Regions from separate parts of the Mus musculus genome. Here region 1 is linked to region 2. A link is a loop called in an ENCODE intact Hi-C map of the cell type or tissue named here. Cell type or tissue: heart. All regions are shown on one strand. Each heading gives the region's core, and the rest is flanking DNA. Links, peaks and the distances in the headings are about the cores only. Region 1 has its middle 48 kb from the start of 1700025H01Rik. Region 2 holds the start of Gm32998 (a long non-coding RNA gene).

Region 1 (14,930 bases), core at 7,126-9,625, 75 kb after region 2:
CCTCAAAATCAGAGATCTGTCTGCCTCTGCCTCTGCCTCTGCCTCTGCCTCTGCCTCTGCCTCTGCCTCTGCCTCTGCCTCTGCCTCTGCCTCTGCCTCTGCCTCTGCCTCTGCCTCTGCCTCTGCCTCTGCCTCTGCCTCTGCCTCTGCCTCTGCCTCTGCCTCTCTGCCTCTGCCTCTGCCTCCCAAGTACTAGAATTAAAGCTGTATGCCACTATGCCCAGCTAGATACAAGGCAATCTTAATTGTAACCCTCTGTAAAGTAAAGTAAAAAAGCAAATTGCATACTTCCAGCACACAAAAGCACAGACTAGACTTTACTGTTCCAAAAGGGAGGAATAGGAAGTAGTGAGCAAATGCTGACCCAAAGGAAGACTCTAGCCCAACAGAGCAAACTCTAAATCCTATAGCTCCATGTCTGATATCAAGGCTCTACCCCTCCAGCTTTGCTGCTTGCAACACACTCTGAAATCTCTTAAGATGGCTCCACAGCTCCCTTTGGCAGACACTCCTCAGCTCTGGCACCTCTAACATCATGGGGTCTCCAAGGCAACCTGGCTTCACTTCCATAGCTTAATGAAACAGTTTCTCAGGGCCTTCATGAAGGTGCTCCCTATCACACGCTTGGCCTCAGCAGCTTCTTAAACCAAGGAGGAAGATTCCATGGCCCCTTTACTCTTGGATCCTCCATGGCTCTAAAGCCAGCACCATGTGGGTGACAATGCCAAATTCAACCACCAGCTTTGGGCAACCTTGAAGCAGATTTGCTGCACTCTCATTTGGTGTTCCTTTCTAAGAACAGAAAATCCCTTAGGCTTTTTCCTTCACAATTGGAAGCTTAGTTGAGTAGGATCTTGTCCTACAGACACCCTTCTGTTGTGTGTAGCTTTTCATTACCTGGCCTAAGCTCCGGGAACAGGCTGCACTATCAGCCCCCACCCAGCTTCCCTTGAATCCTTGGATAAAAGACACACGAATTTTCAACTTGCCTTTGACACAATTGTTGAGTGCCCTTATCTATATTCTTATCTATGCACCTCCCTCAAGCTTGCCCTGAACTTAACTGCTCAGTTATATCCCCAGCCACCAGCCTGTAGAAGCAGTCCACATGGCTGGTCAACTTTTCTCTATCAGAAGCTTGACAAACTCTCCTCTCCTCCCTTGCATTTGTCTTTTTTCCTCCAGGACCTGGAAGTCCTGTCTATTCCTTCTGTCCAGCAATTGGCTCATAGCTTCTTTATTGACAAATCAAGAACCAACTGGGGAACAGGACCATCAATGCTGCCTCTATACCCTTCCCTTTATTGAAAGCAGATCCGGTCCCTCATGGAACCAACCTCCTTACTTACAGTCTCTCTTCTAGCACAAGTCTTGGCAGGAACATTACCCTTCCCCATGTCCTTTTCCTCTCCAGACTACAAGTGTATTTCTGTTCCACTTGCTCCTTTCCATTGTAGACCAGCATAAGAGTGATTAAAAATAACCATATGACAAAGTGATATGGTTGTCTTGAAATCTCCTTCACCAAAAAAGTTAGTCCATTACTTTTATATTCAGCCACAGGCAAGTAGATAGGATAAGGACAAATATCAGCCACATTCTTAGTCAAAATATCACAAGAATGGTCTCTAGTCCCAATGCTAATGTTCTTCCACTCTAAAACCTCTTGATCTGAGGCTCCACAGTCCACATAGCTCTCAGCAGTACAGCCTTCCAAGCTCCTACTAGGTTGGCCCCATAAGGTTCTGCCTACAGCAGTGGTTCTCAACTGTTGAGGGTTAAACAACCCTTTTGCTGGGATCACCTAAGACCATCTGAAAATGCAGATACTTATATTATGATTCATAACAGCAAAATTGCAGTTATGAAGTAGCAACAAAAATAATTTTATGGATTGGTGGGCCACCAGGCTTCCTTTTTTTCTGACATCTTAGCGAGGCTGCTGTGGTCCACACGACTCTCTGAGCTTCGCCATGCCGCCCAAAGAGGACAGGAAGAAGAAAGATGCCGGAAAGTTGGCCAAAAAGGATAAAGACCCAGTAAATAAATCTGGTGGCAAGGCCAAGAAGAAGTGGTCCAAAGGCAAAGTTCGGGACAAGTTGAACAATCTTGTCCTGTTTGACAAAGCAACATACGACAAGCTCTGTAAGGAGGTTCCGAACTATAAGCTTATTACTCCAGCCGTGGTCTCCGAGAGACTGAAGATTTGAGGTTCCTTGGCCAGGGCAGCCCTTCAGGAGCTCCTTAGTAAAGGACTTATCAAGCTGGTTTCAAAGCACAAGCCCAAGTAATTTACACCAGAAACACAAAGGGTGGAGACGCCCCAACTGCTGGCGAAGATGCATGAACAGGGTCAATCAGCTGTACATTTGGGAAAATAAAACTTTATTGAATCAAAAAAAATAATTTTATGGCTGGGGCAACCACAACATGAGAAATTGTATTGAAGGGACAACAATAGGAAGGTTGAGAACCACTGGCCTACAGTGCTCAACTGCTTTTCTAGTCCGAAACTCCAAAGCCTTCTGAATCTCTCAAAAAAAAACAAACAAACATGGCCAAGTCTATCGTAGAAAATGCCCACTCCCTGGTACAAATCTCAATATTAATTACTTTTCTGTTTCTGTGATATGACACCATGACCAAAGCAACTAATAGAATGAAGGGTTTCTTTGGCTTATGGTTCCAGAGTACCAATGATGGAGGAGTGAGGGTAGCAGGCAGTAGGCATCAAGTAGTTGAAGCATCAGCTAAAAGCTCACATCTCAAACCACAGCAGAAAGCAGAGAAAGCACACTGGAAATAGCACATGGCTTTTGAAGCATCAAAGCCCACCCCCAGTGACATATTTCCTTCAGTAAGGCCATGCTTACTAAGCCTACCCAAACTATCACAAACTAGGACTCAGTATTCAAGAATATGGAGTATTTGCCATTCAGAAGACCACAAAGGTCAACCTGCCCTGGTGGGGCAGACAGACAGATAAACCTAGATCTGACCCCTAATTTTTCCACCAACCAATTCTATGACTTTGAGCTACTCAGTCTTTCTAGGACAGAGTTAGCCAGAGTCAGGCTGACGCCATGACAGGCTACTAATTGACAGTTTGGGAAATGAGGCCTAAGTTTCTGTTTTTCAGAACTGGAAAAGTCCAAAACAAGTCAATTCCAGGAAAAACACCCCTCACGGGCAGTCAATCAGGAGTTCTAGAAGCTATCCCACCACCTAGCCTGAGCCAACCTCATGGGCAGCCAACCAGGAGCTGTAGAAGCTATCCCAAAAAGCTTGAGCCAAGTATAGTTAAACCAACAAAAGTCTCTCAAATCCCCAGAGCCTGAACCAATCATAAAGGCACCCATACTCATGTAGATAGAGCCAACTAATCAAGGAAAGAAAGGGAAAAGGGACCCACTCCTGCCCTAACAGGCTTTAAATTGACCCTGCTAAGTCCACACCTCTGACTTCCATCCCGATGTATGGTAGACCCCTGCACGCAAGTTCTCAGAATAAACACTCTTTGCTGTTGTATACTATTTGAGTCTGGCGTATCATTCTTCGAGAATCTTGAATCCTTACACTGTCAGACAGGGATAATAGTATACATCCTGAAAGAATTAATCACCATCCATCATGAACAGCCCCCAGCCTGCTGAATAGCTGACACTAGAAAATGTCAGCTTTCTTCTTCTCAGGACTTGGTTCTTCCAATGGGTAATTACATCTTGAGAAGCATTCAGATGTAGTAGCGGCCAGTGGGTGTCAAATCAGATTGCAGCTCCAGTCCGTTAATGATGCTCTTTCCGTTGGAAAGGTTGAGGTTGGCATGGAGAGGGTGTGCTCAGAACACCCTCCTCTTTCTCATGATCTCCTTTCCTGCCACCTGCCCCATTGTTACCAGTCAGAGAGTCCCGGACCGTAGGAACCACCGTGTTCTTATCGTCCTTATCGTGGATAAGGACAAGGACAGAAATAACCAAGGAGCCTCCACTACCGATCCCATGACAATGGACATGAGAAGATCCAGATCAAAGGCAAGGTACCAGGAGTCTCAGAAATACATTTCAGAATCAATCCATCACTCTGCCACTCACTTCCTCCTTCTCACCTTCCCCATGCTGGGTGTAATAAATCTGCAGTTGTATACATGCTAGATACCCTCCAATCGAATGCTAGGTACCCTCCAATCGAATGCTAGGTACCCTCCAATCGAATGCTAGGTATCCTCAATCAAATGCTAGGTACTCTCCAATCGAATGCTAGGTACCCTCCAATCGAATGCTAGGTACCCTCCAATCAAATGCTAGGTACCCTCCAATCAAATGCTAGGTACCCTCCAATCAAATGCTAGGTACCCTCCAATCATCAAATGCTAGGTACCCTCCAATCGAACCAGGACCAACCCCACTTAGCTTCCAAGATCATATAAGACCAGGCACTTTCAGGGTAGTATGGCCAAAGACGAGGTATACGCTCTACCACTAAGCTACACCCCAGCCCCAACCTCTAATTGGAAACACATCACTGCAGTCTGATAGAAGTAAATTTAAATTGGAAGTGTTTATGAGCAGCAATTCGCCTTGTAACTCCTTGGGTCCAATTTCAGGTCCAAAGGGACAAAAATCTTTCTGATCCTTTAAAATCTTCTCCTTGGCTTTGGGACACGGAGCACCGGATGCCAGAGAGACTGTGACTAGCTCACTTTCGGTAGCAGGGAATTAGTTTGCTGCAGGACCTCTGCTTCCTCTGCTGTGCCAGCTTTCCTGCTCTGGTGCCAGCTGCTCACTAGCTTTCTCTGGTAGATCACTTGGATTTATTCAGTGGCTTTTGCCAGCACTCCTCATATTACCCAGTGTGCGTTCACAGCTGGTAACAGTCCACCTTGGAGCCCTTACTCAAAACTTGAAACCTTTCCTCTAGAGCAAGAATTCATTAGCTTCTGTTTCTGTTATCGCTGGAGAGTAGTGGGCACTGGGGTGATGGGGTCCACCCCGACCCATTATCCAACAATGCCAAAGGGCAAGTAGAGACCTTCAGACAAGGACCAGGCAGAAGCAATGGAAACCAGAACTCTGTAAAGGAGAAAAGACCTCAGGCAGAGCTCCAGTGACATCACTAGATTCTCCAAAGCTGAAACAGGATGTCAGAGCTTATACAACATCTCAGATAGAATGAGCTTACTTTGAGCAATGGAGATTGGGGGGTGGGGGGGCTGAAAGGAAAAATGCTCCAATCAAAGTCACTCAGCTTTGCAGAAGCAGGGCCAGCACCGACTCCCAGTGCATGTTTCTTACTGGATCAGGCGGTGTCTTAGTTAGGGTTTCTATTGCTGTGAAGAGACACTGTGACCACAGCAACTCCTATAAAGACAATCATTTAACTGGGGCTGGCCTACATTTCAGTTTAGTCCATTGTGGACTAAATGATGGGAAACAAGGTGGCATGCAGATAGACATGGTGCGGGAGAAGGAGCTGAGAATTCTGTGTCTTGGTCCACAGGCAGCCACAAAAGAATTGCCACACCGGGCGTGGCTTGAGCATCTGAGACCTTCAAGCCCACCCCTAGTGACCATTTCCTTCAACAAGGCCACACCAATTCCAATAAGGCCACGCCCCCTAGTCCTGTCAAGTAGCACTACTACTCCCTGATGACCAGGTATTCAAATATATGAGCCTAAGAGGGCCATTTCTATTTAAACCACACCAGTGGGCTACTCAGAAACCCCAGGCACATTCAGTGTGGGTGGTCTGGGCGACTCTCCTGCTCTCCTACCCACTCTCTCAGGGAGATACACCAGAATGAATGAGTCAACAGCTGGGGTGATATGGACTCATGCCTGGAGGTACCTGTCCCCAGCAAATGCTATCCAAATCAGCTTCAGACGGAGCGGTAATGGCCCAGCCCCAGTGGTCCCAGAGAAGACATATGCATATCCCTATGTAAATGGGACATTCTGCCATCAACTTTAGATTCTTCTCCATTGTCTAGTCAGAGGGGACAGCAACTCCTGGTTTTCAGTAACTCTCTAGTGCTTTCATTTCCCCCCTTGTGCAAACTTTTGTCAACTTGACACAAACTAGAGTCACCTGGCAAGAGAAAATCTCAATGGAGAAGTTGCTTTGTGGTGGTTTGAATGAGGGTGATCCCTATAGGTTTATATGGTTGCAGACTTGCTAGAAGGTGTGGCCTTGTTGGAGGAGGTGTGTCACTGGAGGTGGGCTTTGAGGTTTCCAAAGACCCCTGCATTCCTACTGTGCCCTCTGCCTCCTGCTTGCAGTTTGAGATGTGAGCTCTCAACTGTCCCTGTCACCATGCCTTCCCTCTGCCATCTCAGACTATAGCCCTCTGGAACCATAAACCCAATAAAAGACTTTCCTTTATAAGTCATGGTGTTTGATCACCCAGCAACTGGAAAGTGCCTAATACATGCCTCCTCGTCAGAATGGCCTGTGGGCACTTCCTTGATTGATTGATGATGTGGGAGGAGCCAGGCCACCATGGGCAGTGGCACCCCTGGGTATGTGGTCCTGAGCTGTCTAATAAAGCAGGCTCAGCAAGCCATGGAAAGCAAGTAAGCAGCAAGCCAGCCAGTAAGCAGCAATTCTGCAATGCCTGCTTCAGTTCTTGTCTACAAGTTCTTGCTTGAGTTTCTGTTCCTAGATCTCTCAGTGATAGACTGTGACATGGAAGTGTGATAAACCCTTTCTTTTCCAAGCCGGTTTTAGTCAGTACTTTTTCACACCAACAGGAAGTAACTCATATACCGTTTGTGCGCTCAGACTTCATCCCTTGACTATTATTCACCCTTTCCATGTATAGGTGGTGATTTCTCCACTGCCATCTACACCCCTCAATCATGTCCCTGCCACCTTACTATACCAGCTTGGCCACTGTCACCAGCACCCCTCCATGTCACCTGTACCCCTCCTCTGTCACCAGCACCCCTCCTCTGTCACCAGCACCCCTCCTCTGTCACCAGCACCCCTCCTCTGTCACCTGTACCCCTCCTCTGTCACCAGCACCCCTCCTCTGTCACCAGCACCCCTCCTCTGTCATCTGCATCCCTCCTCTGTCACCAGCACCCCTCCTCTGTCACCTGCACCCCTCCTCTGTCACCTGCACCCCTCCTCTGTCACCAGCACCCCTCCTCTGTCACCTGCACCCCTCCTCTGTCACCTGCACCCCTCCATCCTTCCCCTTCTTCTCCCCTCCACTAGACCCGCTCCCACTTCTCCACAAACACCTCCCCGTTCTTATTCCACCTGCTGTCTCCTCCACACCCCACCATCCCCACCACCCTTAACTCCATTTCCTCCTCTGCAACACCCCAGATCTCTGTCACCTCCTCTTCCACTACCTAGCTCCATAGGCCACCGGCCACAGAAATGACACACCACCTTATTTGTCAGCTTGAAACAGGCCTTCATACCAGAGAGGCCTGGAGGACTACAGCACTTTCAAAATCAAACAGTTCCCAAATATTTGAATCTGCAGCTATTTAATGAGACTGGTCACAACTTTGAAAGACACCAGTTAACGCCCCTCGTCCCTCCTTAGTTTTGAAACTGCTTATCTAATCTCTCCACCCCTCCACTCCCAACCCAGACTGTAGATACTCCCAAATGAAGCAAACAATGGTGGCCTTGTTGCCCAAAGCTGATATTAATAGACGATTCCTTTTTATTTCAGCCTGGAAACACTGGCGGCAAACCAACCTTAGGAGGGACTGACTGTAGCGAAAGTCTAAAAAAAAAAAAAAAAAAAACGCGACAAAGGAAAAAAAAATCCAACCCAGCTTTGATCAGAAGGGTCTGAAGATGGATGGTGGTCATTTCACAGGTCTCTGGGTGGAGGTTCATGTCATTTTGAAAAAAAAAAAAAAAAGAAATTGGGTTAACAGGAAAAAAAAAAGAGAGAGAAAGAGAAAAGAAAAGAACCCGAGACAGACGCATTTTCTGATGGAACGGGGCCACCGCGCCACGAGGATCAAAGCTGTGCCACGCAGAGGCGCATGAAGGATTACTCACTTTCTATTTTTTTTTTCACGCCTGCAGCACACATGGGGATCTAATTGGTCCTGGTCAGGATGGGAAGTACAGACAGGCAGCCCCAGCGAGAGAAAGCGGGCAAGCGAGTGCGGAGCCCAGGGGAGTCAGGGCTTTCTGCAGCTGCAAACCACCAGAGGCGGCTCACAACCACGTGCGGCCTTAATTGCTCTCCTGTGTGTTTCCTCAGCCCAAGACCACTAGTGTCTACTTGCAAGCCTTTCTGATCTCAGAGGTGATGAGTTTGGCGGCTGTCAGGCGTGCTGGGGCGTGGGGAAGGTGGGGCAGTGAGTCTCAGGGGAGGAAGGCTCACACTGCTCAGGGAGGGGCTGCTAGGCTGGGTGACAGAACCCATCCTGTTACCAGCTGTGGCCTAACCTTACATTTGTTCCTATTCCTGGGGGGGGGGGGGGGGGGGGTCAGTATAATGCCCAGGTCCCTTTTCAGGGGTAAAGGTTGTTGTCTGAGTTCTAACCCACAACAGAAGGGTTATATCGGACCAAAGGCAGTAAGCCAAACCTAAAGTACAGAAGCCCACCTGCACAGCCAGCCACGGCAACCAACCACTCTGGCTCGTTGTTTCCTTACCTTACAATGGGGTAGGTTGGGGCTGGGAAGATGGCTCAGTGGGTATGAGTACATGGCTCTATAAGCAGGAAGGACCAGTGTTCAAGTTCCCATTGCTGCATCAAAAGCCAAGCATGGGCTACACATACCTTTAACCCCAGCACTGGGAAACTCTTGAGAGCTCACTGGCTGGGCTAGGCAGCCTAGGCAAAAAGATGAGCTTCCCATTCAGTGAGAGACCTTGCCTCAATGCAGTGAGGCAGAAGCAATAGAGGAAGACATCTGGCATCCCTCTGTAGCCTCCGTGTGTGTGTGTGTGTGTGTGTGTGTGTGTGTGTGTGTGTGTGTGTGTGTACAGGCATGCACACCCACCCACAATGTATATACACAACACACACAACACACATCACACACATACACATAAATAAATAACAACAATAATAACAATAATAAATAAATAAATAAATAAAACTCACTGTCACTGGGAGGATAAAAGACCACTCTGCTTCTAATGTAACCACAGGCAGCCTTGCCCTGTGATCTAAGTTGGGTCTGACTTCTCCTTGTCTCTTCTCTACCTCCTCCCTGGGGAAAATTTTCCCAATCACACAGATCTGCAACATAGCAGACCCCATCCTGTAGCAGACCCCATAGCAGACCCCAGAGGCCTACCCTCACCCAACTCCCTTGTCTCTCATTTCCTGCTCCCATGTCCTCTCTCTCCCTTGTCAGCCTCTGTTCTATACCCCTACATATGCCACGTTTGTGTGTGTGTGTGTATGTGTGTGTGTGTGTGTGTGTGTGTGCACATCCGTCTCAACAGCCAGTTAAAGCTATGCATGCAGCAGTATAAAAAGCTATATAAAGTATATAGCTATGCCCGGCCTGCATTGACTCCTCACTGAGCACTCTGAGGGGCTCCCTTCCCTGCAGGTCCCTCAGCTCTGTTCTCTCCTGACCCTCACTCTGTCTGTTCCTGCTGTCCCCTTGACCAGGAGCGGCTTCATCGTTGTTGTTGTGGCTATTATCATTATTATTATTATTATTATTATTAGTCCGTTTCATCCTTCAAGACACAGCCAAGTCAAGAGCTCTTCTAAGTGACCTCCCCTAGTGGGGGCAGCAGCCCCTGCCACATATACATATCTACCTCTTTAGGGTTCCTTCTTTACTACCCTGGGATGGAAGCATTTGCTTGCCCACCTCTCTCCATGTGAAGGAAGTTTGAGGGATGAAAAATGTGTTTTGTCTCTGTACACACACACACACACACACACACACACACACACACACACACACAGAGCACATTTAGCACAGTGCCTGAACTATGCAGGCACCCACAAAGTGCATCTTGAATGAATTTATGGCTCGCAGTTCTCTGCCTACACTCTCCAATTAAGCTGGAACACTGCAGTGCTGGGGATGTGCTTGGGCTATTGTGTGTGTGTCCAACACATAGGAGAACCTCTCAGAGCTTCTGGTTCTGGCTTAGGATTTAGCTGCAGTCGGTGTCTTTTCTGTGTTTGGTTTCTCCTGTGCTGCTCTCCCTGAAAACTGGGTATGGCGGGTCTCAGGAAATATAGTTTTGACGAATAAGTAGTAGAGAGATCAGGAAACCTAGTGATGGCCAGGACATGCAAGGAGCTAAATACTGATTTCTTCCTCTCATTTAAATGTTACCATGCTAACTGTGATGGCTATTTTCTGGTGTCAACTTGACTACATTTGGAATTAACTAAAACCTAAATGGCTGGGCATATCTGTGAAGGATTTTTTCCCCTCTTAATTAAATCTTTTGTAGTGGAGAGACTCACTTCTAATCTGGACCTTTTGAGGTGGGAAGATCCACCTTTAATATGGGCCCCACCTTCTGTTGGCAGCCTATAGAAAGGACATGGAAGAAGGAAGCTCACGTTCTCTTTGCCTGCTTATTCTCTTTCATTGACAAATCCACTCCTTCATTGGTATTAGAGCCTTCTTTGGGATTTCAGAGCACACTGAGGACCAACTAAGACATCCCATCCCATGAACTAAAAAAACCTACTAGATTCTTGGACCTTCCATAGGTAGACAACCATTCCTGGAGTATCTGGACCACAGCGTGTAAACGGTTCTAATAAATCCCCCTAGACAGACAGACAGACAGACAGACAGACAGATCCTATAAGTTGCATTCCTCTAGAGATCCCAGACTAATACACTAACCCTCAAGTTAGGGCTTAGGGGAAACAGCTGTGATGAGTGCGATCCCATGAATTACACTGGTGACTTTTTGTTCTTTGTGTTTGTTTGTTTGTTTGTTTGTTTGTTTGTTTGTTTAATAAAGGATGCTTAAGAAAGCTCCCTCAGCCCGTTGGACACATGAAGCTGGAGCCAGGAGCCTGTTTACAAGGAAGTGGATGGGGACAAACACTGAGTCTAGTGGGGTCTTGTGACACTGAGTCTATAGCTGGACTCCCTGCCCCCAGAATGGTGAGAAAGCTGCACTGTGTTTAAGTCACCCAGTCCTCTGTTTCGTTACAGCAGTCTAAAAGAACTGGTAAACCCGGGTTCAGCTCAGAGGTAAAATCCAAAGAGAACTCTGATCATCTCTAAAATGTTACTCCTTGTCCCAGCAAATACTTCACAGTTTTATAACTAATACCAGTTAGTATATGCCTGCTTGCTCAGCCCAGAATCCAGGAATAATATTTGATTCATTTTTTATTCTTGCATGTTACAGTCAGTCCACCAACAGGTTCTACAAGCTCCACTATCAAAGTACATCCAATCTTCAATCATTATCTTTACAGTCCCATATCTTGACCTTACAGCTACCCCCTCCCCCAGCAAACACAAATAGACGGTCTTCCTGGTTCCTCCTACAGCCTTCTTGATATTGCTCCAACACCTTTCTATATAACTTAGAATGAAATCTAATGTCTATTCACTGCTTACAACACCATACATCATGGGATTTCCCACCTCCTCCCTACAAAACATCCCAGTGCTCACCACTTTCAATACACATAGGTCATCCCTAAAATCCTCAAGTTGGATCTGACTCCAGAATTTCCCTTTACACAGAAAGCTCTTCCCCGAATGCTTTGACTCTTGGCTCAGGTACCACTACCTTAGGGAGGCCTTTGCCAAGCCTACTTGTGATAGTCAACATTTGTGAGCAAATAAGTATGGACAAAAAAAGTATTCTGTGGGACACACCATGACACATTACAGCTTACACAATGAGATTTTTTTTTTCTTTTTCTGTTTTAGGAGAGAGATTACAAGAGTGGAGGGCAGGTACCAGGGGAGGGGACAATAACTGGGATTGGAGTGCATGATGTGAAATTCATACAGAACGAATAAAAAGGTGATATTTTCTCAAAGAGTGTGGTGCTCTTGTCCCACCAATCTGCCTGAGGCTAAATTGAAGAATTTTGGATTAACGATGCTGGCAGAGGAGATTTCAAGACAGCCTGGTATTGACTATGTCATGTGGTTCTTTGTAATCAGTCTTACACAGATCTATAATGAAAGGAACAAGATGGACAAAGAGAAATAAATACAAAATGTCATTTGTGCAGAAAAGGAGCACCAGGAATTGTAATGGAATTATCCAGTGCTCAAGGAGATAAAATGTTTAAAGAAAAGTCTGATGCTAACTGGGACAAAGGGAGTGGTGACTTCAGGGCAAGACCCCACTCCTGGTACCAACCTCTGCCTTAGTCACTGTTCTATTGTTGTGAAGAAACACCATGACCAAGGCAACTCTTGTAAAAGGAAGCATTTAATTAGGGGCTTGCTTACAGATTCAGAATGTGAGTTCATTATCATCATGGCAGGAAACCATGTGTGAAGCACAGCACTGGAGCAGTAGCTGGCAGCCACATCCCGATTTGCAGGACATGCTGACCAAGCATTCATGTAAATGAACCTTTGGGAGCCATTCCCATTCAAGTCATCACAGTTCTGTACACAACACTGTGTCGCTGAGTACACTGAGGTTGGTCCCACTGTGGACTGCAGGGTTAGGCCAACCCTTGTGAGACTGCCAGGAGTCAAGTGGGTTTAGCATTCAAAAGGGATTGTTTTTATATGGCCCACTGCGGTTAAGAAGGAAAGCAGACTCTTGTTGTAGGGTCATCAAAGACCTTAGGTCTACCTAAGCAGGACCTCTTCCTAATTTACATTTCTTTCTCTGAAACCCAGGTCCTCTCTTGGAAGTAAACTCAGCCTTCAGACTCAAACAGGAAGCCCAATTCTCAGGTCACCAGGGAAAGACTTAAACCCTGTGACATCAGAGGAGGCAACTCCTCAGTAGTGTGTGTGTGTGTGTGTGTGTGTGTGTGTGTGTGTGTGTGTGTGTGTGTGTAAATTTGGCTGTAGCACATGCTGGGGCTTCTCCCCAAACACACCTGAAGGCAGATGTGCTGAGAGTGTGGCTAAGCTGTCATGCATCAGAAACAGGGGGAAGAGTCTCCAACCAGCCCAGGCTTCCCAGCAGACATGGCTCAGGGATTCAGGGCAAGATGCACTTAAGCAGCGGTGAGAACAGAGGTGTAGCTGTGGTGCACTGGGACTGAGGCTAAGCTCCCAAGGATGAGAAACCAGCTATGGCTTCTGAAAACTCCCGTCAGGGCCATTTGATGTGTTCAGCGTGCACACACAAGCTAGGAATGGCTCTCTCTGTGTATTCCAGGCTTTGGGTCATTTGTATGTGTGTCTCATAGACATTTGGTAGTTGTGCACCCCAAAGTGTTACCTGGTGTCAGCAGCATTGGCATTGCCAGGAAGGTGGTAAAAAGTGGACAATTCTGCACTCAGGACAAATGGATGAGCTAAAATCTCTATTTCAATGTACATTTCATGAGCATACATCAGAGAAAGTCCAGTTTTGCAAGGCAGGGTTTAATTTTACCTCTAGGGGGGAAAATTCCTCTATCGTGTACTTCCCATCGGATGGGTTAGGCTTCCATTTGGCTGATGCCTCTTTCCTCAGGGCACGGGCAGCTGAGGTGAAGCTCTTGGCTGCTCACTGTCACTCTCCTCTCAGCAGATGACCCCATCCCAGCACCCATCCAAGTCCTCTGCCAGTAAGCTCAGCAGAAAACACCCAACACCAAAAGCTTCAAAGGCTTGGCTGACAAGCTGCACTCAGGTTCCTACCTGCCATCGTGGCAATGTTCCTCTGAGTCCTTCTCGAGGACAGTGACATGTGGACAATAAACACAATCTAGCAAACCCTGGGCAAACTGCCCAGTGCATAAGAGCTTCCAATGAGCAAATGACAGCACCTGGGACGGGCAGGTCTATGAATGTGGCCAAAGCATCAGGGTCTATTTCTGTCCCTTTGTGCTGTTGTCTTGTGGCCCCAGCTCCACAGAGTAGCACTGGACAATTCTTTCAGGTGTGAAACTTTGTTGAAGGGTCGTCATCCATTGTGGGTAGGCTTTTCAGTCACAGCTTGGCTCCTCTTTATCTACACATCTTTGATTCACCATGATAAACTCACTGGTTTATTACTAAATTAGACTTACATGGGTTCATTTATTAGGTCTTTTGTTGGCACCCTATCTGGGGTGAGTAGACATTCACTCTCATCTTCCCAGAAAAAGTCACTCAAAAGTTGACCTGTTTGTGTTTGTGTCTTTTCAAGCACAATGTAAGTGCCTAGCTAATTACCCCTCCTCTAAATCAAAACCAAGTGCATGACAGATAATCAATAACTAGTAACTACTGACTATTTAACTTCACGCCAGTCATTTCTACCTCCAAACTGATCTTCGTGGTTAATGCAGATCTTGTCTCCCATCAGACTATTCAGGACTTCTTGGATCTGTAAGAACATACCCTATGAGCACAAGTTTTTCCTGATAGGGATAAACTCTGAGCGTGTGGAGCCAACTGACTCACTGTTGTGTCTCCTTTCTCTTCTTGTCCTCCCTGCCCTCTACAGCACTGTGCCCCAAGGTCATACATGGGGTCTTATTCCCACTGATAAGGTAAACCTGCCCATGGTATCTCCATTTGTATTCATTTCTTCAGTTTGGGCATCATAAAAAGATTCTGCCCATTGTTGATTATCTTAATACTTAGAAATAATGTTAGTTAAAAAAGTGAGTGGTATCATGGGATGAAGGACAGTGAGAACTGGGTGCTGTCTGGTTTACCAAGATCAATAGAAGTTGTATGCAAACTTCTCAGTGTACAATAAAACCACACATTTCCCATACGTGCTAGAAGGCATGAAAATTGGTACACTCACTTTGGAGAACAAGTCGATACTATGTATCCAGAGATGCCAAAATATTGTTGGCATTTCAGTTGATACTTCCTTT
Region 2 (14,930 bases), core at 4,704-7,203:
GCATTTGGGGGGACGGTAAGGGCATGTTTAGCGTGTGGGGTTTAGTATCTCCCCAACCTCATGAGCAGTTTTGACTCCCCTAAACATACAGAGTTCGAGCGGGAATTCCGGAAGACATTAGAGTAACACATCCTCTTTACCTTGTTCCCTCCTTTTTTCAATCACTAAATTTTGTCTTGGCCTATATCTGTTCAAAATATTTTTCAAATGAACTTATTATACAAAGTAGTTATATTGCATGCAGCAAGAACAATAAAAACCAAAGGCCTGGCCACAAAAGAAATAGACTAGACTAAAACTAAGCAAAGCCCAGAGGAAAGAGTTAGCAAAGGGTTAAAATCCTTTTGATTGACGTTGTAGCCTCCGGTGCCCCGGGCTCAGGCGCGCGCCATTGGCCGCCAGACCTTGTGCCTAGCGGCCAATGGGGGGGCGCAGTCCACGAGCGGTGCCGCGTGTCTCTTCCTCCCATTGGCTGAAAGTTACTGTGGGAAAGAAAGTTTGGGAAGTTTCACACGAGCCGTTCGCGTGCAGTCCCAGATATATATAGAGGCCGCCAGGGCCTGCGGATCACACAGGATCTGGAGCTGGTGCTGATAACAGCGGAATCCCCTGTCTACCTCTCTCCTTGGTCCTGGAATAGTGCTACCGATCACTAAGTAGCCCTAAGACATAATAAACCTTCAACTGCTCAGTAGTTTTTCTTATGAAAGTCAAGTAAAAGGACGTAAGCAAAAAAAAATTATTTTTTTTTTGCGTGAAGGATTCCAAAAATAAAATTCTCTGGGGACTGAGAAGAAAAAAAAAAAAAAAACGAAAATGCCAGCTGATATAATGGAGAAAAATTCCTCCTCCCCGGTGGCTGCTACCCCAGCCAGTGTCAACACGACACCGGACAAACCAAAGACGGCCTCTGAGCACAGAAAGGTAAGACAGTACCTGCGTCTAGAAATTAAGTGGGTTGTGCACAGCGGGACTCCTTTTACTTTTCTCTTAAAACCTCGGGGTGAAATGGCAGATCCCGTGGGAACTCAGGACCTCTTTTCTCCCCCTTTGCAGTCATCAAAGCCTATCATGGAGAAGAGGCGAAGGGCAAGAATAAATGAAAGTCTAAGCCAACTGAAAACACTGATTTTGGATGCACTTAAGAAAGATGTAAGTGAGCAATGCTTTTTTTTATTTTTAATTACGAATGGAATGGCATTTCCCAGGCACAAAGAACTAAGCTCTTAGCCTGCTGCATGTGGATCTTACCCCGCCAGCACTACGTTCCCACTGGCGGGAGAGAGGCCGCCGGGCCCTGGGATGTGGGACATGCGGGCGGGGACCTTCAGAACTCGGAGGCAGCTGACAAGGAGGACTGACTTTCATCCCTTGTTTTTTCTGCGCAGAGCTCCCGGCATTCCAAGCTAGAGAAGGCAGACATTCTGGAAATGACTGTGAAGCACCTCCGGAACCTGCAGCGGGCGCAGATGACCGGTAAGGACCGCGCGTGCGTCCCCTCTCTGCGGGTGTCCCTCTCGGCCCGCGGTGATTTCTTCCAGACTTCCGCCCGCGGTTGTGAGAGGCATTCAGCTACATTTTACTGCCTTGGCTCACTCCGCGTTCCCACGGTCTGGGTCTTATTTATAGCCACAGCTCCCAAGTTGTTACTGCTCCGGAAATGGAGGGAGAGGCTGTAGCCGAGAAGGGTGGTGGGCAGCTTGGCTGTGGTAGAAGCCGGTGAGGGCGAAAGGACGTAAGACTGAGGAAGTTTGGGGCTGGATAGAAGGTAGGGGTCAGTGGTTTAGCACCGGTCCAACCCCTGCCGCAGGAGGGGAAGTGGGGTTTGGAAGGCGCCTTGGGTGGCATTGTCCAAGGTCAGGTCGCGCGCGGGACTAGGGGTGGCAGATCTGGAGCTGAGATCGGTTTAGATGGAGGGAGTGTCCTGGCTTATGTCCCCAACCTAGGGAGAAGGAGCTGGCTGTTCTTAGCCTACCCAACCCTCCCAACCCCAGGTGGTTCCGGAGGCGCGCTGCGGGGACCTCCCAGGGCGGGAGGCTGTATGGCTCCGGGGCCAGGGCTTTTCGGTGACCCATCTTTTCTCCTTCTGGCCTGCAGCCGCGCTCAGCACAGACCCGAGCGTGTTGGGGAAATACCGCGCCGGCTTCAGCGAGTGCATGAACGAGGTGACCCGCTTCCTGTCCACGTGTGAGGGCGTTAACACCGAGGTGCGCACTCGGCTGCTGGGCCACCTGGCCAACTGCATGACCCAGATCAACGCCATGACCTACCCCGGGCAGGCGCACCCCGCCTTGCAGGCGCCGCCGCCGCCGCCCCCGTCAGGACCTGCCGGTCCCCAGCACGCGCCATTCGCGCCGCCGCCGCCGCCGCTTGTGCCCATCCCCGGGGGCGCGGCGCCCCCTCCCGGCAGCGCACCCTGCAAGTTGGGCAGCCAGGCTGGAGAGGCTGCCAAGGTTTTTGGCGGCTTCCAAGTGGTGCCGGCTCCTGACGGCCAATTTGCCTTTCTCATCCCCAACGGGGCCTTCGCTCACAGCGGCCCGGTCATCCCGGTCTACACCAGCAACAGTGGGACCTCGGTGGGTCCTAACGCAGTGTCACCTTCCAGTGGCTCCTCGCTCACTTCGGACTCCATGTGGAGACCGTGGCGGAACTGAGAGCCTCAGGCCACTGCTACCCGTAAAGTCCCTAGCCCACCTCTCTCTTCTGACGGACACTAAAAACGAACTTGGATTTTAGGAGAGACTTTTATAATTTGGTGGTTATTTTGTTGCTTTTTTTAATTCTAAAAAGTTACTTTTTGTAGAGAGCTGTATTAAGTGACTGACCATGCACTGCATTTGTATATATTTTATATGTTCATATTGGATTGCGCCTTTGTATTATAAAAGTTGAGATGACATTTCGTTTTTTACACGAGATTTCTTTTTTTATGTGATGCCAAAGATGTTTGAAAATGCTCTTAAAATATCTTCCTTTGGGGAAGTTTATTTGAGAAAATATAATAAAAGAGTGAAGGCTTTTATGTCTTAGAACTGATTATTTCAAAATTTGTAAAAAAAAAAAAGTGGTGGGGCTTGAAATTCATGTAGTTTGGCAATTCAGAAATAGGATGTATTTTTTAAAGTTTTAAACAGGAACCATCAAACCTTTCAGCAACACTCAATGATCTAAGAAGACCTAATTTATGAGAATTCATTTGATGGGGCTTTCCTGATAAACAGTCCTTATTTTTTTACCTTCCAAAGGGCGGCTCCCAACTCACTCCCTGTAGTAGCCACTGGCCTCCTAAAGTAAAAGCGCGCTCAAGCCACATTGCAGCCCTCCAGCATTGGGACCTTCATTTGTCTGTCCTTACTCAGGCGTAGCTAGGCATCCCCTGGCACCCGTATCACAAAGTTTGAAATGCCTCTCTTCACCCTCTTCAAGCAAGCTGAAAAGGTCAACAGATTCTCTCTGCCAGGGTACAACTAGTTAGACTCCCAAGTGGAGCCCGGGCCAGATGATTAACAGCAGACATATGTTTCTGATAAGTTTCTGCGCTTGACTTTAATGGAGAAAGCATGTGGGGGTTGCGCTGGCAGGCACACGGGCCGTTTTTCCCCTTTTAATACAAACAGCAAGCGACCCCTTCGCATGGTCATGCCCCATTTCCAGGCAAGATGTGGGCTCCAGATAGAAGCAAAAGGGTTGTCTCGGGTTTCAGCTCACACAACCCTCCTTAACAAGTCCTAACTCAAAGCGGACAGCTTTAAACTGTGCCAGGATCTGCAGGGAATTTCTTCCAAATCCCATCACAAAGGCTTGTCAGATTTTCTCAGATTTGGCCAGGTGTTTGACTGCATCCAGGTGTTGGGGAAATGAAAACCACGAGCCCTGCGAGACCAGACACATCAGCCGCGCTGTGGGTCTGGCCGGCGCGCCCTTCCTCCCCCACAGCCGGCCAGTCCTCCGCCCAGCCCCCGCTCCTCCCGCCCGCCTCTCAACCCCCTACCCCCTTTCCCTTACAGCGGCGGCTTCTGGGAGGAGAAGGATGAGGCGGGAGAGATCAATCTTTGAAGCTTTCCTAACAAAGATAAAGCCAACGATTTTCTGTCTTGTTTCAAAAGCCTTACCTCTCCCCCGCCTGGCTGTAGCCTTTCCCACAGGCCAGCGCCGAGTGCGGCTCTATCACAGGAATGATCTAGCAGACAGCAGCCGGTTCTTTCCAGGACCTTCAGCTTCGACCCCCGGAGAGAGAGGTTTAAAAGATTGTTTTGTTTTGTTTTGTTTAATTGGCTCCTATTTGCCTTATTTTCTGCCCAAGAAAGGTATTCAACGCATACTTTGTCATTCCATTTTTTCCTGGTTTTCCTTTTTGTTTATACATAAACATAGTAACAATTACTCCATTAAGACACATCCCAAATTTAGATATTAAAGTCCTCTGTTTCCACCAAGAATTCCTAGCTTCTGTAGTAGAAATAATCAAGACATCAGGAACTCAATTTTATAAAAGTAATTCCTTTTACATCTATGGAGGAGGGGGCTACAAGGGAAATTAATTTCTTCATGCATCTTTATTAATGTCACCAAAAGTGTCACGCAGCAGCTTCAGGAAGAAGTGAGAGGAAAAGAAACCATTTGTTCTTTTTGAAAAGGAGTGCCCCCCCCCGTAATTTGGATTTACATTATTAAATGAAGCCTGTTCAAGTATAATATGGAGTAGAAGAAAGCCTATATCCCCGTTGGGAGCTTTTACATTGTTCTATACCACTGAACTTATGGCAGGCACCACCTTGGATAAGTCATTTCCCTTCTCTAGGATAGGTCCAAGTTCATAAACGCTATAGATTTATTTCTTAGACACTGCTGCCTCCTGTATCCCTGCTGTTTCTTAAATCAGTAGCTGGGGGTTGGGGAGATGAAGCATTCCAGTTTATTCTGGCATCCCTACAGATCCTCTGGGCCTGGCCTAATTATACCACCTCAGGGCACACCCAGCTGCCTTGCCCCTCTAACCAGATCCGGATGAGTAGATCTCTCCTGTGATAAGACACAGCTCCAAACTCTGTCCTTGAGGCCAGAGACCTCGAGGGCCTCTCCTTGAAGGTCCTTGGAGCCTCTCTGCTCTCCGGAGGTTCTGGCAGCAATCTACAGAGGTAGATAGAGGTGAGGGCCTGATTCTGGGTGAGCAACTGAGGCTCGCCCCTTCCTCGGGGTCTCATCCTGACCCCTCCCACGCGCTTCTGCAGTGGGGACCCAGAGGTTTAACCAGACCCCCACATCGTCACGGGGAACCTGTCATTAAAGTCAATTAACTTTCCCCACACCCTTTGGCCGGTAACAACCCGCCGCTCACTTCCTCCGGGCTTCTAAGTGCAACCAGATGGGCGGGCGAGCTGCCCCCGCCGCGCGCCCGCCGGGGTGGCTCGGGGTTCCTGGGAGGCCTCGGGGACCGCGGCCGGGCGGGAGCGGCCCAGGGCAGCCACACCGGGCCGGCCCCGGCGGCCCTGCGGCCAAGGTGGCTCGCCCAGCAGGCCCGGCTGCTTTCTGGCAGGAAATGAATAGCTCCCAGATGAGCTCAGGCAACCTGAGAGGTCGTGAGAACGGCGCGAACCCCCGCCTGTGCAGCCGGCAGCCTGCCAGGCCGCGGGGAGGGCGGGCGGCGGCGGCGGGAGGCCCGGCGGGCGGCGGCGGGGGCGGCGAGGGGCGGGAGCCGCTGACACACGAGCCCGCGCCCGCTCCCGCTGACAGGCAGGCCGCCGCCCCCGCTTCCCCGCCCCGGGCCAGCGCCGCCCAGGCAGCAGGCCCCAGCCGCAGAGTCTCGGCCGCCCGACCCGCTGGGGGTGGGGCGGCCTGCCAGTGTTTTTCCAGTTCTCCCGGTAGCTCGGGGCAGCGTTTAGAAGCCGCGGAGCTGGGCGGGGGCCAGGGTCGGGGCACCGGAGGCCTGCAGGGCCCTGCCAGGAGTCAGGCCAGCGGGACAGGAGAAGGCAGGCAGGGACCACCTCGGACATCCCCCACCCCAAATGCCTTGCACCGGACAAGGATGCTGGGGACCCTAAGAGAGGGGAGCCTCGTTTCTAAGCACCTTGAGCACCTACTAAGCTCCCGGCAGCCTGCAGCTGGCGCTAAAATGACAACTTTGGTGGCAATGCAGTCCTGTTTAGCCACCGAGACAGCCCAGCTTGTGACTAATCCCACGCGTGATGTATTAGGTGCCAGGACTTAAGTTTAAACAGAGGGCGCCCAGACGGATGAGTTCCTGCTGAGGAAGAAACCAGGGAAGTTTTTCCCTTCAAGCAGGGAGGAGAAAAAGTCAACACAAAGGACAAACAGGCTCTAGGTGTCCCCTAGTGTCCTGCTGTTTTCTGGCACAGGTTCGACTGGAACTGGAGACCAAAGCCGCCTGCCTGGACCACAGGGATAGCCGGCTGTCCTCATTTCTCTAATAGAACGGTTTACCTTTAAAAATAAAAAAAAAAAGTCAGGAGCAAGGTGTGGTGGCAATCCCCCCAGGCGCTTGGGAGGTGGAGAACTAGTAGGAAGTGAAGGAACAAGGTCAATTTTGTGTTAGTTAGGCTAGCCTGGGCTACCTGACACTGTCTGAAAACAACAGAAATAAGTTAGGATTTGAAGGCGGGCAGTGGTGGCACATGCCTTTAATCCCAGTACTTGGGAGACAGAGGCAGGCGGATTTCTGAGTTCGAGGGCAGCCTGGTCTACAGAGTGAGTTCCAGGACAGCCAGGGCTATACAGAGAAACCCTGTCTCGAAAAACCAAAAATAAATAAAAATAAAAATACTTAGGATTTGGTTGTCAAAGAGAACAGAGACAGTTAAAATGTAGATGGAGAAGTTGTAGTTTTACTCTTTAAAAAAAAAAACTAATGTTTTACTATCGTTTTTTGTATTTAACTATTCAAAATACAAGCTCTGTCAGAGTTCAGAAAGGGCAAAGCTGGCCTTACATCCCTGCCTCTGTTCTTGTTTTACTGCAACATAGCAATCAGGTTGGAAGCACATGGTCTGGGTCTCGTTCCCTAAATGCTTGAGCACATCAAATCATCCATCTGTTTGTGCTGTGGTTTTGTTGTTATTTTGTTTTTTGTCATTAATTTATTCATTTCACACCCCATCTCAGCCCTCCTCCTCTCCTCCCAGTCCCACCCTCACACTCCTCCCTCCTCCTCATAGAAGGGGAGGCCTCCCAGGGGTACCAACCTATCAAGTCCCAGCAGGGCTAGGGGCATCCTCTCTCACTGAGGCCAGATAAGGCAGCCCCAGCTATAGGAAAGGGATTCTAAGGCAGGCAAGAGAGTCAGAGAAACTCCCCACTCCAATTGTTTGGAGGCCCACATGAAGACCAAGATGCACATCTGCTACATGTCTTACAGATATGTACGTCCAACCCATGCATGTTCTTTGGCTGGTGGCTCAGTCTCTGTGAGCCCCCATGGGGCTCGGGTTAGTCGACTCTGTAGGTCTTCTTGTGATGTCCTTGATTCCAGCCGTTCCCTCAGACTTACCCTGACTCATTCACAGGACTCCCTGAACTCCTCCACCTAATGTTGGTCTGTGGGTCACTCAAGTCATTCAGGATGATCTTTTCTAGTTCCATCCATTTACCTGCAAATTTCATGATGTCCTTGTTTTTAATAGCCGAGTAGCTTTCCACTGTGTAAATTTTCTCTATCCATTCTTCAATTGGGGTGCATTTAGGGTGTTTCTGGTTTCTGGCTATATAGTATTTGAAATTCTAGCTAGAGCAATAAGACAACTAAAGGAAATCTAGGGGATACAAATTGGAAGGGAAGAAGTCAAAAGTATTGCTATTCACAGGTGACATAGTAGTATGCATAAGTGACCCCAGAAATTCTACAGAAAAACCCCTACCCCTAATAAACACCTTCAGCAAAGTGTCTGGATACAAAATTAACTAAAAAAAAAAAATTAATAGCCCTCCTTAACACAAACAGACTGAGAAAGAAATTAGACAAACAACACACTTCACAATAGCCACAAATAATAGAAAATATCTTGGTGCAACTCTAACCAAACAAGTGCAAGACCTGTATGACAAGAACTTTAAGTCTCTGAAGAAAGAAATTGAAGATTTCAGAAGACTGAAAGATCTCCCATGTTCATGGGTAGAATTAGCATAGTAAAAGGGCCATTTTACAAATGCAATCTGTAGATTCAGTGCAATTCCCATCGAGATTTCAACACAATTCTTTACAGACTTTGAAAGAACAATTTTCAACTTCATATGAAAAAATCTGTACAATAAAAGAACTTCTAGAGGTGTCACAATCTCTGACCTCAAGCAAGGGTAATAAAAACTGCATGGTATTAGCCAAAAACAGACAGGTTGACCAATGGAATTAAATCCAAGACCCAGAAATGAAATCATATACCTACAGACTTTTGATTTTTGACAAAGAGACCAAAACTATTCAATGGAAAAAAGAAAGCATCTTCAACAAGTGGTGCTGGATGTCTGTATGTAAATGGACTTGAAACCTCTGCAATGGTGCTTTGTGGAAAGACCACAGTGTGTATTCACCAGATAGGAAAGCTAGCGATGGCCTTTTGCTCATTGATTTTTTAGCATCTACTTGTAATTGCACCACACCCCAAGGGAGACAACAGTTTCTTCCATAGTTTCTAAATTTCATGCTAGTTATTAAGCCAGGCACTAGAGGATAGAGGCATGACTTCTGTAGCTAAATACTCACAGCCTGGCCCTCAAGAGACCAAGTGAAAAAAAAGTAACAATTTAACTCATTACAAGTTAAATGATATGAAAGGGGAAGTGTTACTCAGGGTTGATACAAAAGAAGGCTCTATCCACCAAGCAACCTTTTGACCTTCTGAGTTATCATTAACACTTGTTACAATAGACATTACCAGTATAATCAATAATTGGTCAAAGTTTACCTAGGAAAAATTATTGCCAAGTATTTAACTTCAAGAGTAATCATTCTGTGGTCTGGAGGCATAGCTTAGTCATAGATTCCTTGCTGAGGGACCTATAGGTATCATAAATACCCGTGTTCTCCGATGTTCTGAGACCCTAGGTTCAATGCCTAGAACTTAAAACCCTACCATCGCCTAAAAAAGCATAGTCAACACAGTCAAGAAGAAGGACTGAGAGTCAGGAAATGTGGCTTCCAGTGCCAAGTGGGCCACTACCTAGGAGATGCCGAGTGCGTCCACATAAGTGTCTGAGCTCTGGGTTCCCATGCAGCTAGGTGAGAAGGCTAAATCAGGAATCCCTGAAGTCCTTTCACCAACATGGTCCCTGCACATGCTCTCCCGCTGACACACCTACATGAGGCATACTTCCAGACTGTCAACTACAGCCCTGGCATTATTTCACACCCATCATTAACATATATAGAAACTGAGACCTCAAGAATGGACCCTGTACATCACCACTGCTATAAAAAGGCCACCTGACATGCTAAGAAGACTCATGCTTCCACTAGCACGGTGGTTCTCAACCTGCGGGTTGCAATTCCTTTGGAGGGTCAAATGACCTCTTCATAGGGGTTGCCTAAAACCATCACTGTCGGAAAATACAGGCACTTATGTTACAATTTATAACAGAAACAAGATTACAGTTATAAGGTAGCAATGGAAATAATTTTATGGTTGGAGGCTCACCATAACATAAAGAATTGTATTTAAAGGGTGGCAGCATTAGGAAGGTTGAGAACCTCTGCTCTAGTGCATTGGAGGAGGACCACATTCACAGAGTTTGCTCCAATATAGTCTGCTGTGATCCTACCCTTTGTTGTGATTATCAGAGCACGATGAGGTAAAATACCCCTGTTTTCCCACTTTCCCATCCTTTGCATCTGCCCCACACCCCCTACCCTAGCCCCCAACCCCCACTTCTTTAAAAAGAAAATGCAATCTGCAAATCCTTACCAGGATTCCCTCCTTTTCAGAAGCTCTCTTCCCCAACTGGCTAGGCGTCCCCCATTAGTCTGTTTGCCTAATTAAGTGCACTTAATGAACTAGTCTGGCTAGACACTAATGCCAGTCTAAATTAGCGAAAGTCCAAATCTCAGCTATCCAGGAGGTATAACAGTCACTTTGAAAATACACATAGTGAGTTTGAATCTGGTTTACTACAAGTACTTTACATTCATAAGATGAACGTAGTAGGGGCCTGGAGAGATGTCTCGGCAGTTACGAGCAGGTCTCAAGTTTGGTTCCCAGCACCCACATCAGGCAGCTCACAACAGTGTGTAACTCCAGCTCCATGGGACCAGAGGCCTCTGGGACACCCGCACTCACATGTACATCCTCACATGAAGACACACAGACACAGCTACATATAATTAAGAGCAACACAAAACAGGGTGATGTCATTTAAAGACTCAGAGCAGGTAAACACGGCTCTGGTTTTATTATTTATGCTATAAATCCTTGTAACAAGAATGAGGGGAGCCCCGATGGCAGCCCAAGTAAATACTTGTAATTGAAATTAATGACAAGGCTTCGCTGTGACTATCCTCCTGTTTCCACATGTGTCTCTCCTTCTCAGTTGCACGTATGGCTGAGTGACGGCAGCCATGGTGCCTGAGGAATACCTTTTTTTTTTTTTTTTTTTTTTTTTAAAGATTTATTTATTTATTATATGTAAGTACACTGTAGCTGTCTTCAGACACTCCAGAAGAGGGAGTCAGATCTCATTACGGATGGTTGTGAGCCACCATGTGGTTGCTGGGATTTGAACTCTGGACCTTCGGAAGAGCAGTCGGGTGCTCTTACCCACTGAGCCATCTCACCAGCCCCGAGGAATACCTTTTTGCTTAAAGACTTTTTCTCATAAGTGTGATCTGTTTTCATGTTCCGCCTACTTTATAATTCAGTGGTCAATGTGAGACATGAACTGTATAGATCTAGTCTACAAACATTCCAGCCTGGAGCAGCCTATTAGGGTTGGCAAGCACTGTGCCAGACTCTGGGCTTTCTGGTAGATAGCTTGTCTTCTACCAACTTTTCCCCATTGATATATGGTTATAAAATTTATCCCTAAGCCATCAAGACCATAAAATGGGGTTATTTCTTAGCAGAGCACAAGAGAATAAATTCGGTGTGTCAAACCCATTTCAGAAGCTAAGGCCCTGAACAGCATTTCAGATGTTTTAAGAGCAAACAGCGTTGTTTCCTGGCATGCGATAGCATAAACATATGTGTGTATATATATGTTTATATGCGCTCGCGCGCGCGCGCGCGCACACACACACACTTTCATTTATTTTGTGACTCTCTAATGAGGGCTAGGATCCAAGGCTTACCGGAAGCCTTCCTCAAGCCCTTTAGGTAAAACACATGTTCTAGGGACCAGTTCCCCTTTTCATCCTCTGCTAAGGCCCTCCTCAGCCTTGCCACTCTCTGGGTCTTAAAGGAACACCTCTCTCCCTCCATCCTCCCCCACACCTGGCACAGAAGCTTTGATGACTCAGAAAATTGGGATGAGGAGTTGAGAGGTACCAGACCAGGAGAGTGGCTTAGGACTAGAGAGGTGGAGAGGAGAGACACACTTTCTGCCTTCTGTGGAGCCTTGGCAGAACCACTGCTCTTCCTTCCTTGGGTAAAATCCTGTCCCTGTGGATCCTCTCTCCCCAACTTTTTATCTCCTGCCTTTTCCCCTTAAATTCACCACCCTTCACCCCCCCCCCCATGACTCCTCCATCCTCTCCTTGTTTCTCAAGTACTGTCTCTAAATTCTGTCCTCTTCCCTCTTCATTGCCATGTAGCTATTTTATTATGATTATTATTATTATTATTATTATTATTATTATTATATTTTTTTATTTTGAGATAACTATTCTGTTAGCCCTGGCTGTCGTGGAACTCTCTTTCTCTCCCTGTAGACCAAGGCTGGCCTTGAACTCACAGAGATCAGCCTGTCTCTGTTTCCAGGGGTTAAAAACATGCGTTACCGCTCCCTAGCTGTATTTTGAACTTTTAATAATCCTCCACCCCCCTGTCCCTCCTCCTCCTTCTCTTCCCTTTTCCTCTGACTATAGTTTGGTAGTGCCTCCCAAAGGCCATGGTCTCCCAGTCCCTACTCACTACAGGAAAGAGATAGGAACTTTAGAGTTGAGGGCTGATGCTTCCTTCCTCCCACACACCTTGCCAAGAGTGATGTTCATATGTCACATTCATACAGATTCCTCTGGGGGACAGAAGAGGGCATGGAATCCCCTGGAACTGGCTTGGGACCTATCACTCAGGTTCTGGGAACTGAACCCTGGTCCTCTGCAAGAGCAGAAAGTGCTGGTACTCTGGCCCCTTCTCACCATTCTCTAAGAGACAGCCAGAGACCTCTATCCTCCATTCTTTCCAAGGATGCCTGCATCTTGCTTAGATCCGGCATGCCTTTTCTGTCTCTCAACCAGGCTCATTCTGTACCCTGGGCTCTACTGGCATGCCCTGATCAGGCCCACTCACTTACTTCCTGCCCTTGCTTCTGCCAACAACTGTTCGTAGGTGCTGAGCCGTACAAAAATTCCATTCATGAAACTCCCTCCTCCTTACCTACCATGGCATCCTCTGCGTTTAAAATTCTTCTGGAGACTCTGCAATATCTCAGCATCCACCTTGGGACTCTTCTTCCACCCCACCTTCCACTGAAATCCATTTTCTTTTGGCAATGATGTCCATCTGTATGTTGGGCTCACAGTTTGAGGGTACAATCCATCATGACCGTAAAGGCAGGACGGCAGGAGAGTAAGGCAGCTGACCACACTGCATCTGCAGAAAGGAAACAAGAAGAGGTGAAATGTTAGTACTCTGCTTTCTTCTTTTTTATTTTAGTATGTGTATGCATGTCAGTGCATGTATGACTTGTATGAGCTGGTGACATGCACATGTATGTGAAGTCAGAAGTCAATATCCAGCGTTTCCCTCAAATCGCTCTCCGTCTTTTTATTTTAAAAGATTTATTTATATATGTGAGTACACTACCATGTCTTCAGACTCACCAGAAGAGGGCATCGGATCCCATTACAGATGGTGTGAGCCACCATGTGGCTGCTGGGAACTGAACTCAGGACCTCTGGAAGAGCAGTCAGTGCTCTTAACCGCTGAGCCATTTCTCCAGCCCCCTCCATATTATTTTTTTGACACAAGGTCTCTCATTGAACCTAGAGCTAACTGGTTCTACTAGACTGACTGGCCAATAAGCCCCAGAAATCACCGCCTCCCCCTAGCAGTGGGACTACGGAGGAGCACCATCAAGCCGAGATTTTTATGGGGATGTTGCAGAGCCAAACTCAGGTTCTCTTGCCTTTGTAGCAATCACTTGCCCAGCTGAGCCACCTCCCTAGCTGACTGATTTCTCTCTTTTTATTCAGTATCGCACCCCAGCTCATGGGAGGATGCCACCCACATTCAGTGTGGATCTTCCCAACTCAACCCAATCTAGAGCTTCCCTCAGATATTCAGAGGTTTGTCTCTTAAGGGATTTACAGCTTGTCAGGTTGACAGTGTTAATAATCACACTGGCATCCTAGATATAATTCCCCTCCCTCTTGCAGCTGATGGCATCTTGCATTCCAGTTTGGTGGGGCTGGGGTATAGCTCAAGATAGAGCAGGTACTAATGTATGCAAAGCCCTGGGTTTGATTGGACTCTACTGGAAGTCAGAAAAACACAGTTGGCTAAACAAATAGTGCAACCTGATTTGGAAGGGACCAGTGAGTGGAAATAGAACACATCACTTCTGGCCAGCACTGGCTACACACTGGACCAGAGTCATCAACTCTGGCCAGCCCTGGCTACACACTGGACCAGAGTCATTTGTTGATGGTTTTATGGCCACAGAACTGCTGCAAGGCTCCCTGACATTAGCGAACACTCTAAACATTTGAAGTAGAAGCTAGTACAGAGATGGGTAGGTCATCCCTCAGTGTCTGTGAATCACCTGGCTTCCCACCCATTTACTCCTTCCACAAACTTCTCTGAGTTTCTGCCTTGTGCTGGGAACCATGGAGACCAGGACATGAACAAAACCCAGTAGTTTTTTTAGGGGACACAGGATCACGGGAGGAACAAGGGGTTGTAAACCACCTCAGGAGAAGAGTATTGACAACCATCAGCCAAAGACATGCCTGGGTCTAACAGGAGTGAGCATCACTGCTAGACTCCAGACTCTCCCTCTACCCTTCCAATAGCCCAGGTTTGTAAATTGCTGTTATTTACACAAAAGGAGGAGGAGGAGGAGAGACAGAGAGGGAGACACAGAGAGACAGAGAGATGGAGGAGGATTTGAAATGGCAGTGCAAGCTTTTAATCCCAGCACTCTGGAAGCAGAGGCAGGCACATCTAGCCAAAGCTATACAAAGAACTCTGTCTCTAAAAACAAAAACAAACAAAAGACAATGAAAGAAGGAAGGAAACCAAACCAACGACAATAGTTTTCCTAAATCCCTACTTCCACCCCACTCACCCTGCCCCAGGCCAGTCAATTGAGCTAACACAAACCTTTAGGTCTCAGCTTAGACTCTGCAGCCTCAGAAGCCTCGCTGAGGCCTTCTTTTCAGACTTTGTTTTGATATCATTTCGTTGTATACTGGGCTGCCATTTTCAACTACCAATTGTGTGAGTGTGTAAACACACACACAGAGACTACATCCTTAAGACCTATCGCTTTTTTTTTAAAGATTTATTTATTATTTTAGGTAAGTACACTGTTGCTGTCTTCAGACAGACCAGAGAGGGCGTCAGATCTCATTACGGGTGGTTGTGAGCCACCGTGTGGTTGCTGGGATTTGAGCTCAAGACCTTCAGAAGAGCCATCAGTGCTGAACCATCTCTCCAGCCCCCCTTAGGACCTATCACAATGCCTGTCCTGCAGTAGGGCTAGCCTTGTCTGCTTTTGTTGCTGTGATATACACTGACCAGAACCAACTTGGAGTCACACAGCCACCA

Evidence for each region. A loop is a pair of places that touch in the nucleus more often than their neighbours do. Peaks named below come from ENCODE experiments on the same cell type or tissue, not always from the same donor. Only the 100,000 strongest peaks of a DNase experiment are listed, where the experiment ranks them.
Region 1: it touches region 2 in a loop (3-fold over the local background); 5 of 42 quality-filtered maps call a loop at or near these places.

What each region holds. Positions count from the first base shown.
Region 1 is chr16:30,137,486-30,152,415 of GRCm38, forward strand. It overlaps the pseudogene Gm6029. Among named protein-coding and RNA genes, the nearest start is that of 1700025H01Rik, 48 kb to the right of the region's middle. In heart, for the core only: a CTCF peak has its summit at 8,144; a DNase peak (open chromatin) is centred at 8,256; H3K4me3 peaks cover 703 bases; H3K27ac peaks cover 424 bases; H3K27me3 peaks cover 376 bases.
Region 2 is chr16:30,064,775-30,079,704 of GRCm38, forward strand. It overlaps Gm32998 (a long non-coding RNA gene), which reads right to left and starts at 5,664. Exons shown (of 3, transcript XR_876001.2): 1 at 5,339-5,664; 2 at 4,113-5,156; 3 at 3,089-3,873. It overlaps Hes1 (hes family bHLH transcription factor 1), which reads left to right and starts at 583. Exons shown (of 4, transcript NM_008235.2): 1 at 583-924; 2 at 1,057-1,152; 3 at 1,389-1,476; 4 at 2,098-3,022. The coding sequence starts at 817. The coding sequence ends at 2,654. In heart, for the core only: a CTCF peak has its summit at 6,083; a DNase peak (open chromatin) is centred at 5,627; H3K4me3 peaks cover 1,719 bases; H3K27ac peaks cover 1,833 bases; H3K27me3 peaks cover 35 bases.